Linked DNA regions of Mus musculus: regions 2 and 3 are each linked to region 1. Evidence: chromatin contacts called from ENCODE Hi-C or POLR2A ChIA-PET data. All regions are on one chromosome and are shown on one strand. Each heading gives the region's core, a stretch centred on a gene start or an enhancer-like site at or near the end of the contact. The rest is flanking DNA. Distances are from core to core; before and after follow the strand shown. Region 1 holds the start of Sec22c (SEC22 homolog C, vesicle trafficking protein). Region 2 holds the start of E530011L22Rik (RIKEN cDNA E530011L22 gene). Region 3 overlaps Vipr1 (vasoactive intestinal peptide receptor 1).

Region 1 (4,583 bases), core at 1,229-3,728:
CCATGCATGCATGCTTCGAAAACATCCCCTCACTGGCACCACATGCCAGCCTGAAGTTCTTTATTTTTGCTTTATAAACATTGTGTTTAGATGTATTTTTGCTTTATAAACATTTTGTTTAGATGTATGTGGATGAATGTTTTGCCTGCATATGTGTATGTGCACCACGTGCCTGTCTGGTGCCTGTGGCTATCAGGGGAGGATGTCAAGTCATCTAGGACTTACAGATGTTTGTGAGCCACTGTGTGAGCATACACAGTAAAGCCCGGGTCCTCTGCAAGAGGAACAAGGTGATCTGAATTCCTGAGCCAATTCTCCAGTCCTCTTGGTTTTTGTTGTTGTTGTTGTTGTTTTAAAATAGGGTCTCTGTTCAAGCTTGCCTAGGATTCACTATTTCGCCCAGGGTAGCCGCAGATCCATGGCAAGGCTCCTCTACCAGCCTCCTGAACACTGGTGTGAATACTGGTGTGAATACTGATAACAGGTGTGAGGCACTACACTCCTGTCTTAGTTAGGGGTTTACTGCTGTGAACAGACACCATGGCAAAGGCAAGTCTTATAAAGGACAACATTTAATTGAGGTTGGCTTACCGGTTCAGAGGTTCAGTCCATTATCATCAAGGCCGGAACATGGCAGCATCCAGGCAGGCATGGTGCAGGAGGAGGTGAGAGTTTTACATTTTCGTCTGAAGGCTGTTAGCAGAATACTGGCTTCCAGGCAGCTAGGATGAGGATCTTAAAGCCCACACCCACAGGGCCACACCTTCTAATAGTGCCACTTCCTGGGTCGAGCATATACAAACCATCACAACTGCTAAATCTAGAGTTTTCTAGGTCTAATACCAAATATCCTCTATGTAGACAGAGCACACAGTGGACAGGGTGTTGGTCTCCTTCATGTTTTTCTCCTTTGTGAATGTTATGAACTAGCCTTGTTGGGACTTGTTACAGACAAGCCCTGACTTGGTGTGGGAGGGAACCATGGCATGACTTGAATACCAGAACACAATAATGCCCAAAGGCTATCTTAGGCTGTCACAAGTCTTCCTGTGTTCGTTTTGTAATTTGTCTGTGGTTACATAAGCCCTGCTTCCATTTCCACCCACCAGAGAAGTGTCGTTTAGAAGTCTTCACTCAGCTCAGGTCTCTCCATGTACCGTGTCTATCCAGCTGCTAGGTTGGCACCCACTGTAGGCTTCTCCGCAGAGATGGAATGGATAGGCTCTCTCTGACTATATGGTGGTTTATGAGGGGAACATGCTCATGTGGTGACAGAGGCTGAGAACCAGGGGAGCCAGTTCTGGGGTTCACTGACTTGCACTTGGCCTCAGAATCAGGGGAGCTGGGACTGGGGATGTGGCCCAGTGGGTAGTGCTCTTGTCTAGAAGGCAGGAAGCCCTGGGGTTGAGCTCCAGAGCCACACAACCTTGCTGTGGAAGCACACACACATCGGTAATCCCAGCGCCCAGCAAATGGAGTTTGTAGGATAGCCTTCAGAGTCAGCCTGCTACACAGTGAATTCAAGGTCAGCTTGGGATACACAAGACCCTGTCTCAAGGGATAAAAATGAAGTATCCGTGAAGCTGATGATGTAACATTAGTGAGAAGCTGAGGTCCTGAGAACCAGAGCCGGGACGTTCCAAGGAAAGCCTGGAGTTCTGATGTATGAAGAGGGTGACAGGCCTGACCCGGGGTTTTGTAGTTCAGTTATTCTATCAACAGAGATACATCCTCAGCCCCACAGAGTTCTGTGCACAAGCAAATGTCTCTGAAACACACAAACTCTCCCTTGCCCAATGGCCTGAGACTTGGAGAAGCTTTTCCTGAGCCCCAACTCCAAGACAACTGTTCCTGTAAATTCTCTTTGGAACCCATGCTTCTGTGAAGCATAACTCGTGTTTAAACACCAGAATTCCTGCCTGGTGCCCTACCCCCTTCTCTTGATTTGGTTTCTGTGTTCACACTTCCTGTGTACGCAGTGCGCGGCAAACAGCGGTGCTCAGCACTTGTCAAAACAGTAAGGGCCTAACTGTGCTACCCAATCTCCCTCCAGCCTCATAGCGAGGTGTGTGTGGCTCAGGGATCGGACTTTGGCACCTCCTCCAGGCTGGCAGAAGGCTGTGCTCTTCGGATCCTCTATCTCGGGCCTCTTGCCCAGCTGCGTAGCCTGCAAGAACCCACGCCCAGGGAGTGTCACTCCAGTCACACGGGGCCTAGACGCCTCTGGAGAACAGCCCTGTCCGCTCCAGGCCAGGCATCGTGGGGACGTCGGAGCCTCTTCTCACCGCTCGAGGTGAGACTCGCACGTGGGCCTGGGGACCTGCGGAAGAGACGCGGGCTGAGGGGAGCAAACCCGGGCCAGCCCTGGTAGATTCACTCAATTCCCGGGTCTGAACAACTGGACAGCAGAGACGCCCCACGATTGGTCTGTTTGGCGTCGCTTAGCAGCAGCGAATGGGAGCTCACGGTGTGCGCATGAGCACCACATCCTGCCTCCTACAGCCGGGCCGCGGGTAACCTGCACCCCGCCGGCCGCCGGGGTGGGCTGCGGTGGCCGAGGCGGAGGTCGGCCGCGGGGGCGAGGTGAGGTTAGCGGGCCAGGCGGGCGTGGAGAGGTGGGGTCGGGGTCTAGGCCACCGGGCTGCAGCCCGGGCCGGTGGGACTCCGCCGAGGCCCGGCCCCCTGCACGGTGCGTACCGGCTGGGATGCGCTGCCCGCTGTGCCTGCTGCCCGGGGCGGGGCCGGGGCGTGTCTCGGGAGGGCGGGGCGGTGGTTCCCTTTATGTAGACTGAACTCTAGTCCTGTCACTTGCTTCTTTTGAGAGCAAACTTTCCTTAGTCTGCTGGTCTAGCAGAACTTGGCTTCTTCAAGGCCTGGTCACCCCTACACCAACTTTCCTGGACTTGGATAAGCCGGGACAAAGAACCTGCAGAGCAGAGCGGGGGTCAAGCTTGCAAAAAGCCAAATCCAGGGAAGGAACTGAGTTACCTCTGATGAAAGGTGCCGTTACAGTTTGCGGTCTTGTGAAACGGAGCCCCATGTAACTCGAGTTTGGCCTTGAGCTTGGGATCCTCCTGCCTCCACTCCCCGCCCCGCAAGTTCTGGGATCACAGGTGTATGGCCTCCATGCCCAGCTCGGTTGGTGTAGCGGGTGACAAGATCAGAGAAACTAAAGCAACCCTCAGTGCAGAGCCAATGCTAGAGCAACGTGTCTGTAAAAGTCTACACAGAGAGTTTATTCAGGTAAAGAACTTGTCAGGGAAATGAGAACGGGGACAGCTTTGCATAGCCTGACACTGATATACAGGATTCATTCGCACCGCAGCTTTCTCAGGAAGACAGTTGTAGACAGGTCCCTAGAGATGCCTCGTAAATGTTTAGTGGACAACAGAGAGGACATCTTGAGGTCTCATAAAGAATTTCAGATCAAGGCTGGGGTGATGGTGCACATCTTTAATCCCAGCACTCAGGTGGCAGAGATAGAGGCAGTGCATAGCCAGACAAGACAACTGACTTTAGAGTATAATACACTAGGTAAGGAGAGGTGGTTTTATTTTATTTTAGAGAGGGTCTCACTCTGTAGTCCTGGCTGGTATGAAACTTACTGTGTAGGCCATGCTGGCCTGGGTCTGCCTGCCTCTTCTAAATCCTGGGATTAACGGTGTGTGCCTCTGAGCTTTAACTCCAGCAGTTTACTCACCACTTGGTTCTGTTTTAGGCAGGCTGTCCTGCAGCCTAAACTGCCCTTTAACATGCCACTCGCCTGGGGGTGACTTTGAACTCCTGACCTTCCTGCCTCCACCCCACCCCCCAAGTGCTGATATTATGAGCTTAAGCCACCACACTCTGCATTTCAAGGGGCACTTGTAGGGACCCTTCCTCTACCAGCAAGTCTCTGATTAGAGATTGTTTTTGTTTTTAAACATAGTCTCACTATAGCCCAAGTTCTCTGGTGCTGGGATTACAGGTTTGAGACCCACACTGCCTCTGGTTAGGTGTTGGCAGTTCTGCGGTGGAGAGGGCGTCTTTAGAGAGACAATAGCTGAGAACTCGGAGGTTTGGTTTTGAGGTCCACATACTGTGGAAAGAGTATGGAACTGGGAGACTGAAGTCTGCTTCTACCTCCTGATCCTTAGTTTTCCTCACCTGCGAAGTGGGTCCAAGGAAGCTCTGAGCACTTAGTAGCATTATCCATACGAAGGTCTTAGTCCCTCTGCATCCTTGGGAGATTGGGCTCAACCCATTGCATACAGTGGCTTCGTGTTTATAGAAATCTGTGCATATTCCCCGTGTGCCTCGGACAATATCTGCATTAATTAGAACATCTACATAGTGTGCTGTGTGTGTGGTTGCTGCATATTACATTGCTTAGGGAATCGTGGCAAGTCTGTACATACTCAGTACAGAAGCAGTTGTTTTGTTTTGTTTTAAAAATATTTTCCATCTGAGGTCGGCTGCATCTGCAGGTGCAGCACCCACAAATATTGAAGAAGGTAGGTGGAGTTCTTCTCAGCCCTTTGACTAAGATCAAGTACAGAGGGACGCCATGATATTCTTCGTATCCAGCTCAGCTATCTTCTGCT
Region 2 (4,583 bases), core at 1,028-3,527, 55 kb before region 1:
TAGCATCCAGGGGCCGTTTCACTTGGACAGTGGCCAACAAAGGCCTTTAAGGGGCCACAGAAGACAGCAGGCTAAAGACAGCCAGGCCCACTCAAGCTACAGCAGCTTTTTGTACACAGGGTCCTGGGGGAAGACGGGCTGTTTTCTCTGTTTGCCACACTCCGGCACCCCAGCCCAGACGCAGAAGCTCCAGGCTGGTCCTGTCTTGGAGGTCGCACCTCCTGGAGAGCCCCCTAGGGACCTTAGTGACTGACAGATCAGACTGCCAGGCCTTTAGGCCCTGCCCCACTCCCAGAACAGTCCTGTTTAGTCGGGTGGTAGAGATGGGCCTGTCTTATCCCTCACATAGGGCCTGGGGCTCAGCAGACACTGGCCAGTCCGGCCCTACAACGGCTGGCTTTGGATGCTCCATGGGCTCTGCCTGTGGAGACGAAAGCTTCCAGTGTGTGAATGCCGATGCATCCCAATGGGGGACACAACCCCACCTTCCTTAGGGGTCCCAGGATGAAGCTGTCCCCTCTAAGTCCTCTCTCCTGTCAGCAGTGGGTGGGCCAGACAGAGAGCATGGACTCTGAGCTCCCTTGTCATTCTGCTAAAGGAGAAGCTGCGGGTGAGCCCCAAGGAGCTTCGAACCTGTGCCCTCGGCCAGCAGCCCAAGACATGCCCACTCTTTGCCCTCCGCTCCACCAACAGACGTTGCCTTCCTGAAGCTCCCTCCACCCCTCACACCCCCACCAGCCACCCATTCTTGAATCTATCCCAGAACTGCTGGGCCGTCCAGCAGGGACGTGGCACGGGGCCCCGCCCATCCCTCTCTGACTCACTCTGATTCATTTTCTGGGACCAATTCCTCTTTCTTAGAGAAACTGAGGCCCAGAGAGGCTTTACTCATGGAGCTGTGGCCATCCTGCCACTCCAGCACCCTTCCCTTCTGCCTGGTACACTTCAGACAGGCAGTTGGAGAGTCCTGGAAGTGAGGTGGGTGGAAGCATGAGGTGTGAGAACCACCTAAGCATCCAGACACAGTCACCACACCCTCTGGTCCTGCCTCCTTCCCAGTCATTGCACCTGCAGGTCCTGGTGTCTGTACTACTGGGGGGTGGACGGTGGCAGGGAAAGGCCCCCCCATGGCACCACTTATTCCAGGCTTGGGGTCCCCGTTTTTCCCTTTACAAAGCTTCCCCAGGGACCTCCTGCTTGGGCAGGGCCACTTGAGCCTGGCAGAAACCCAGGCATCCCTAAAGTCACATTGCAGCCTCCCCAGCCATGGACCAGAGATGCTGCCAGCCAGTGGCAGGGCCCCTTCCGGATCAGTGCCCACCAGCTGTGTAGCCTCTGGCCAGATGCTTCCGGCTCCTTGAAGCTGAGGAGGCTTCTCAACACCTGGGTACACCAGCTGCATCGCAGCCCTCCCCCAGAGGGACACCTGCAGAGGCCACCAAGCTTTTGCCTCCCAAAGGCCATCTGGTGAAACCCCGGCGGCAGGGGTACAGGCTCATGACTTCTGGATGCTTTCTTTGGAGAGGCCTGGGAAACAGGCTCAGAGACGGCAGGGGACCGGCCCAAGGTCACACAGGAGTTTCCACTCCAGCTGTGGGCGCCCCCCGCCTATGGAGCGATCCATCCTAGTCTCCGGCAGAGCGGCTGCAGCGCCCACGTGGCCCAAGGCCCGGGCGGGAATCCGACTCCCCCTTTTCCCCCCATTACCAGCCCCGGGGCGGCGCCGTCCGGACGCAGAGAAGCTCCCCCCTCCGCCCGTGCGCAGCAAGACCTCGGCCTTTCGCGTTTGCACCCCCCACCCCAGGAATTTCACCCCTGAGCCGCGCCGCCGCGCCGCACTCTGGGCCCTGCACACCGGACAGATAGGGTCGAGGACCCCGGGGGAGGGGCCAGGTCTTCCAGACCCTGCACCGGGTCCCAAGGGGCCGTGCGCTCTGAAAGGAGGCGCTCGCAGGTGGGCGGATAAGCGGGGGGACAGGCAGGGCCCTGCGTACCATGGTGCCGCGGCGCTGGGAGCTCACAGGGCCCCGCAGGATCGCGCTGCCCCCGAGGGCCGGGCCCGGGCCGCTCCATGAAGCGCCGCGCTGGGGGCCGCCCCTGCGCAGGGCCCCGCGACCATGGCCCCGGGGGCGCGGCCGGCCGGGCGGGCGGAGGCGCAGGGCCGCGGCAAGTCCCGGCCGAGCAGCTGCGGCCCGGGAGCCTCGGGCGCGGCGGGCGGGGGGCGCGGGGCGCCGATTGGAGCCCGCGCGTCAGCTGGGGCCGCCGTCTGGACGCTTAAAGGGCCAGGCCGCCCTGCGTGCTGGCTGGGGGCGCGGACGCGCGCCGTCTCGATGCAGCTGCCCTCGGGAGAGCCTCGGGGTCCCCGGACCGACCCGGCTGGTGACGTGGGAGCGTTTGGACCGCTCGATCCCACCCTCCCGCGCGAAGTCCCTCTCTGCCCTTCTTTGCTGGGAAGTTCGTCCGGGAGTCTAACCCGGGTGTCCTCCCGCTGCTCTGCATGGGCGGGGCCAGGGTAGGCGTGAGGTCGCTGAGCAGAGCGCGCCGCCCCCCGACCCACCTGCTCCCCTGAGCCAGGCGACTCTGATGGACCCGTACCCCAGCCGCGCTCATCTCCCGCCCCCTGTGACTCCGGCTGCTCCGACTTGGGGGTGAGTCTGGGGTCTGTAGCTGCTCCGGCCTCCCACGCGTTTTGCTCTGAGTCTCCCGAACCTACCTGGGGGCCTCTGGCTGCAGAACCTCCGAGCAACCGCCGCAACGACGGAAGCCTTTCAGATGACCTACCTGGAACAGCCGGGTGGGGGCCAGAGGCCCAGGCCCGGCCGAGGGGCCCTCCGCGCAGCCTCGGCGCTGGGAAGATGCAGCTCGGCTTGCGGAACGCTGCTCTGGCACCGGCTCCGTGGGGGCAGGGGGCTGGCTGTGCTGGCAGGAGGCTGCGAAGGAACGCTGCCAGGCCGAGCGACAGCAGGGCGGGACTACGGACTACCACCGTGGTCTCTCCTTCGGACGCCCCGCACCCCTACCCACTGTTCAGCCTAGTCACTCTCCCAACACTGCTCCAGCCGGGCCATTCCACTCCAGCCATAGCAGTCTCCTTGGGTGTGCGCCTTCCTCATGGTGTGCTGTAGCTCTTTCTCTGGAGCCAAGCAGGTGTCATCAAATAGTCGAAGGTCTGTCCCCTCAGAATGCAAGGATCTCTCACTGGACATGGGCTGACTACCCCTGAGCAAGGAAGCTGAGTAGGTGAAGAAAGGTAGGGACAGTGAGGAGAGCCCCTTCCTTCACATGCGCAGGGCATGCCCCTACCTGGGTTCCCGAATCTGAGGCTCTAGGCTGAAGCTGTGAACCTGTCAATTACCGATGATGTCTCCTACACTTCCCAAAACCCAAGTTTCTCGTCTGACCCAGTTGATTGCTGCACTGACCTGGGAGGTGGGAAGGGCAGGGCTGTCTACCTACTGGGTGGACAAGGAGAGTCCCGCAGAGAGAGAAAACATGTAGACGCTGTGCTGGGAGGTTGGAAGAAGCTGGTACTGGCCTTGGCTAAGGTAAAGGAGTGACACCCCTACCCCACCCCCTGCTGTCTCATTTGGGTTCTCTGAACTCCGACTGAGGGCAAGAGGGCACACTGGGCTTGTCACTGGCAACAGCTGCAAAAGCCAGAAGCCCCGTTGTGTTCATGGCTGCAGAACTGAGTGGTCTGGACATGGGGTACAGCCAACTGGAGGGACAAGATGGGAGCAGAGGAAGGATTCTAGGCCACAACCTCAAGTTCTGTTGGTTGGTTTAGGGGCCAGAGCACTCATTACCATGATAGAGGTGGGTGCTTTAGACCCCTAAAGCTGAGTGACTCCAGGCCAAACTTCACTTTGGAGAACAAGGAGACAACCCCAGACTGCTTGGGGTTCCTGCACTTGGCTGGGGAAACTACGCTCACCAGGTAACAGAAATGCAAGTTAGGCAGTCCAAAAAGTGGGTGGTGCAGGCTGGAAGGGGAGGGTGTACAGTACGTGGCCTCCATCTCCCTCAGTTTTGGCTGCTGAGTCCAGCACTAATGGGCCACAGCTGCACAAGGGTGGGAGCCTAATGCAAACCAGCAGGTTCCCTTTCCCACACCAAGTCCAGGGCCTTACAGGAGAGCCTCCCTGTTAACTTCCAAAAGGCTCCCAGAGACCCTAGTCCTCCACAACCTTGGGCCGTGGTACTTCTTGCGGAAGCCCCCATCCCTTTAACTCAGATGTGACCAGCAGCAGTGTCAAGGCCTACGTCCATCACTGCTGTGCAGAGACCATCGGGTCCTACATGTCTGCCCAGTAGTGGGGGTTCTAGAGGTCTTCTGAGCCCTAAGTGTTTCCAGACATAGTCTTCAGGGAGGCAGACTCCTCTTAAAGTTAGGGCAGAGACAATGGTCCTCAGAATCTGCATGTGGGCAGCAGGGATCAGGGTTAGGGCTCAGTGGACATAGGTGTAGTTCTGGCCCTTTTAAAACCCACATTCTGCCTTGGTATCTCCCAGGTGCCTCAGCCTCAGGAGTTTGGTCTTACTGCTTGTATGAGGTTTGGTATTGAAGAAGACAACACCGGGCT
Region 3 (4,583 bases), core at 792-3,291, 35 kb after region 1:
GGTGGCCAAAGTTGGTCAAGTCTTTGAAGTGCCCACTAGATGGCGATAGAGATGAGTTCGCCTGCCAAAAGGTCCTGGGTGTCCTGGAAGTCCCAGGGCTGTCACTAACCTAGGATGCCAGCACAAGTTTTCTTAGCTCCTCACCCAAGCCTCCCAAGTCTCTCTTTATTCCGAAATGCCCTCCAATTAGCCTCTCACCTCCTAACTCTGCTCGTCCTCTCTTGAACACACTTTGAGTTTTACTCACTTTGTCCTCTTGGCTGGTAACTGCTGCTCTCCCAGGGCCCTGCGCCTTACGCTGGTGCCACAACACAGCACTGCTGGGGAAATCTTGGTCCCATTCATTTAGGCAGGGGGTTGGTACTGGGTGCAGCAGCCTTTGAATGGGGTATGGCAGGCAGGTTTGAACCTCTGCTAGCCCATGCTGGCTTCTTTACACCAGCCTGACACCCACAAGTTTACACAAGTGTGTTTGCACAAACCCTTGGGAGCTAGCTGTCTCTCACTGACCAACCAATGTCACCTGCTTTGCCCCACTGCTCTGTCTACTCCTTTCCATTAGCCAGACTGGCCTCTTCTCACTTGTGCTGGGGAATCTCCATTATTGAGCCCTCTTGGTTGGCTCCTAGGCAGCAGCGACCTGGTTGCTGCATTTCCTGTTTGCTGTGTTTTCAGGAATGATGTCGAACCCTTGCTGGCTGTGACAGCTCTGTTGGCTGTTTTGATTTGGTCTGAGGCAGAATCTGTCTCCTCCCAGATGGGTTTAGGGGAGGGAGGGTCACAACGGACCCCTGTCACAACCTCTTCACATTTACATGTGAATCAAAGGCTCTTGTGTGGGGCTCCTGCCCAAAGCCAGAAGGGTCATCTCTCACTAGAGCAGAGGTGACACAGCTGCTTAGAAGAAGCAGGAGACCCACAGTGGCTAGGGGAACCAAGCCTGCTAGAGCCAATGTTTATTGTCATACAAGCCTGGTGCAGCTCTGAGAAGAGCCCGCTGACACCAGTTTGGATTAGAAGCCATTATCGCTATAAAGATGGAGGGAGGCATAAGATGCCTTGCCCCCTCCCCAGGCTTTTATGTCAGACATAATCACTCTCCACAGGAACTGGAGACTGAGGGTGGCAATAGCATCTATGGTAATGCGACCCCCAGAGAATCCAGCAGACCACAATATGTAAAAAAGGTAGTCTTTAGCAACAGGAAAGGATACCTGCTCTCACAGGACTCAGTATCACTACCAGTGATATCAGGGTGGCCCAGGATCAAGGGGCCTGTGTGCTCATGCCTCTGACCCTTGCAGCAGTGGTTGGTGTGTAGATAAGCGCCCAGAGGCGGCAGCTCGCTATTGCTTTGGTTGTACATAAGGCTAGTGGACTGGTCCTACTTGATGGACAAAGTCACTTGGTGAGCACGGGCAGGGCTGCCTTCTCCCCACCCCTCCTCCCCAGAGATAGGTCCCTGAGCTCCCAGGTCTGACGATTCACTGGGGCAATTCCATCCTGAGGGAGGACCGCAACACAGCTGTGATCCCCAAACTGAAACTCCAGGTCACAACCATATCTGCCTGAGGTAGAAGAACTCACCCACCCGGAAGAGCTGGCAGATAAACGGAGGGAGGGGGCTGCATCCTCAGAGAGGAGTCTCAATGGCAACGCTTAACCCAAAGCGACTTGAGCGCCCCAGTGGAATTCTAGGCACCGACGGGGCGGAACCTTTTGCCCTCAGAGTTCCAAAGCTTTGAGGGCAGGCGGTTTGCTTTCCAGGAGGTGAATGCAGATGTTGTGCGCATGACTGGCAGAGCAGCCTTGGGTGGTGGAGTCCGATGCTGGTTCCTCCTTGCATCCTCCAGGGTTAGACCTCCCAGCTCTCCAGCTAGCATGGACCGGGTCCTGGCTGCAGCAAAGGATTGTGTCCCTACAAAAGGCTGGAGCCAGCGGCGTCGCTGCAGACCTCTGCTCCAGGGGCTGGCGTGGGGAGGGTGCGAAGGGGCCTGGCGGCCTCTGGCGGTCAGACCAGGGAGACCTCCGCTTGGAAGCTGGAGGAGCGGCGCGCGCTCGGGCTGACGCGGGTCAGCATGGACACCTGTGTGCTGCACGAGACGCCGTTGCTGCCTCCCCACGGGTGTTGTGATTTGGAGCTCCAGCCCAGGACGCCCTGCAGATGCCAACGCCGCCACTTCCGTCGCAGCTCTGCCTGCACCTAGGGGCGGGAAGGGTGGTTAGTTAGTCTCCAGAGCAGCGTTGTTAGGCAGGCTATAGATGTTCCCTAACTTAAGTTGAAAGGCCTGGATGCTATCTTGGGAGGCTTGGGACAGGGCTGGGAGCCAGAGAATCAACTCAGGATCTTGGAGAGAGGGAAGATGGGATGCAGAAAGTCACAAAATGCAGTATAGGGAGGCAGAGGGGTGCTGCCTGTGGAGTGTACCCCAATTTTTCATCCAGGCACGCACTTGTTTGTGGCAGTAACTGCACCTTCCCTCGATGTCTTATTCCCAAATAACCCACACCCATTTAGCTGTAAGTATTCTTCACCTCTGATACGCACAGTATCCCCGCTCTAAAACCCACCCAGGGCTTGTAAAAGTGCAGGCTTTAAGTCCTCAGGTCCTAGGGTCAATCAAGGTTCATTTTAAATGAGACTGTAGGCAACTAGGGCGCTGCAATCTGAGAACCACCCTGGAGAGAGGCAAGCTTTTAACTGCCCTTGCTCTCCAGGATCCCATCGAGGTTTGTAGACCCTGAGCCTGCCCACCAGGATGTGGGAGGCACTCACCTCGCCATTGAGGAAGCAGTAGAGGATGGCCACCACAAAACCCTGAGGAGGAAGAGGAGGTGAGGCAAAAGGACTGCAGGCACTCCCAGCCCCACCCACCCCACCCCACTTCCCCACAGCCCCTTCACCCCTGCTTAAGGAAAGCACTGAGCACAATGGGGGTGCTTATCCAGAACTTATGACTGGAATCTGGGGCCCACGGCAGCTGAGGTGAATTCCTCAGGCCCACGTTCATACCTGGAAAGACCCTACGACGAGTTCAAAGACCATTTTCACCTGGGCCTTAAAGTTGTCGGGGAAGAAGGCAAACATGACATAGTGAACTCCAAACAGAGGGATGAGCAGAAGTGTGGACTTGGCCAGCCTCCTGGGGACAGGGAGAGGTAGGGTGTGGGTATGTATAGCCACATGGGGAGATGGGTGTGGGTATACCAAATGCAATAGTGACCAGACCCTGTGAGGATGAACAGTGGCTGCCCCATCCCCACGGCATGCCCACTCTATCCTGTCCCCTGTCTGTCAGTGATACCGCTCTCCTGTCCCCCTACCTCCTTGCCTGGGGAAAGCACACGAGAGAATTAAACTCCCTTCTTTCTCCCCCTTCTGGAGGAAGGCCACCAAGTATGATGTGTTACGTAAGACTCAGGAGGCAAGACTTCCCGGTCGGTCCCCCCCCCCTCTGGTCTGTGTCCCCAGCTGAAGAGTGAGGCGATGTCACGCTTCGGGGATGCTGTCTCCTCGGAAGTGCTGTGGGTGTCTCCAAGGACACTAGCTCCTAGGAATGGAGCCTTCCCAGCTCCAGGGCTGGCCACATGTGCCCGGTGTGCAGGAGGGTGAGGAGCACTCGCTGTTAGGCCTGCTCATTAGTTAGTGTGTGCACACTTGTGGCTCCTGCTCTTCCTCTGTGGCCCTGTCTCTAGGGGTTGCCTCTTTCCCTGAGACCGCTTCCCTCCCGCATCTCTAGCAGTGCAGAGTCCTGCTCCAAAAGGCCAGCTTGTCTTCCCTCTGCCCTGGTGCCAGCGGGGCCAGCACTCCCTCTATCTACTGCTAAGGCCCTCTACTGTGTATACTCAGCAGACCTCACAGCTGGTCCAGGCGGTAAGGGCCACAGTTTCCTAATTCCCTGGCAGAAAATAGGTCAGGGTGGATGTGGGTGGGATAGAAACACATTTGCCCCTGCCTCTCCTGCCTTGGTTCTGAGATCCCACCCCATGCAGATGCAACCTAGACCTTCCCTCCTTCTTGGGCCTGGCTCCCAGCCACACCTCTTTGGCCATGAACCCATCCCATACTCAGAGTCTGACAGATGGAGGCTTTCTTTAAATTGAGAGTGGGAACTGACAGCCCCTCCTTGGGGATTGCCAGCTCCAGCTCCCCCTTCTGTCTGCGACAGCTGTTCCTTTCCATCTCACCCACACAGACCTGGCCACGACCAGTTTGGGTTCTGTCCCCCAGATTCTAGCCCGTTGCAGCTGGACTTCTGGGAAACAAGGTCGCTGAGGTAAAGGACACCCGTGTGCGCGTGTGGGACAGGAGTGCTGCCTCCCGGCAGTGGGCAAGCCCCGCACGCACGTCTCCTTCTGGGAAAGAGAGGGTTGTCCTGCCCATGCAGCCTGCTAGGGACAGAATGCTGTCACACCAGGAATGGGAGGAAGCGTCAGCCTCAGGCCCGACCGTCACAGGGCTCCAGAACAGAATCCCAAATCCAGCAGCTCGTGACTCCTCCAGTGGGAAATCTTCCAACCACAGCTGAGATTCCCCTAACGGAGGCCAGGTTAAGAACATCTAGGATCCCAGGACTGGATGG

The links. Hi-C counts contacts between places; a loop is a spot of excess contacts on that map. ChIA-PET counts read pairs that join two places held with the same protein, here RNA polymerase II (POLR2A).
Region 2: POLR2A ChIA-PET joins it to region 1 with 41 read pairs in Patski. The contact joins the promoter of E530011L22Rik here to the promoter of Sec22c in region 1. POLR2A ChIA-PET finds 5 or more read pairs at or near these places in 4 of 5 experiments (Patski and embryonic stem cell).
Region 3: a map of v-Abl transformed pro-B cells shows a loop between it and region 1 (2.1-fold over the local background). The contact joins the enhancer-like site here to the promoter of Sec22c in region 1. A Hi-C loop is called at or near these places in 1 of 37 maps with a recorded cell type or tissue (v-Abl transformed pro-B cells). POLR2A ChIA-PET finds 5 or more read pairs at or near these places in 2 of 5 experiments (both embryonic stem cell).

What each region holds. Positions count from the first base shown.
Region 1 is chr9:121,702,924-121,707,506 of GRCm38, reverse strand. Sec22c (SEC22 homolog C, vesicle trafficking protein) reads left to right here and starts at 2,478. Exons shown (of 7, transcript NM_001164562.1): 1 at 2,478-2,583.
Region 2 is chr9:121,757,637-121,762,219 of GRCm38, reverse strand. E530011L22Rik (RIKEN cDNA E530011L22 gene) reads left to right here and starts at 2,277. Exons shown (of 1, transcript NR_033503.1): 1 at 2,277-4,583. Zfp651 (zinc finger protein 651) reads right to left here and starts at 2,187. Exons shown (of 6, transcript NM_001166644.1): 1 at 1,995-2,187. The coding sequence starts at 1,997.
Region 3 is chr9:121,666,994-121,671,576 of GRCm38, reverse strand. It overlaps Vipr1 (vasoactive intestinal peptide receptor 1), which reads right to left. Exons shown (of 13, transcript NM_011703.4): 11 at 3,014-3,143; 12 at 2,777-2,818; 13 at 1-2,203. The coding sequence ends at 2,012. Among named protein-coding and RNA genes, the nearest start is that of Vipr1, 27 kb to the right of the region's middle. Within about 2 kb of position 2,041, at least 1 of the 3 ENCODE cell types and tissues checked has a DNase peak (open chromatin) inside an H3K27ac peak, as active enhancers do.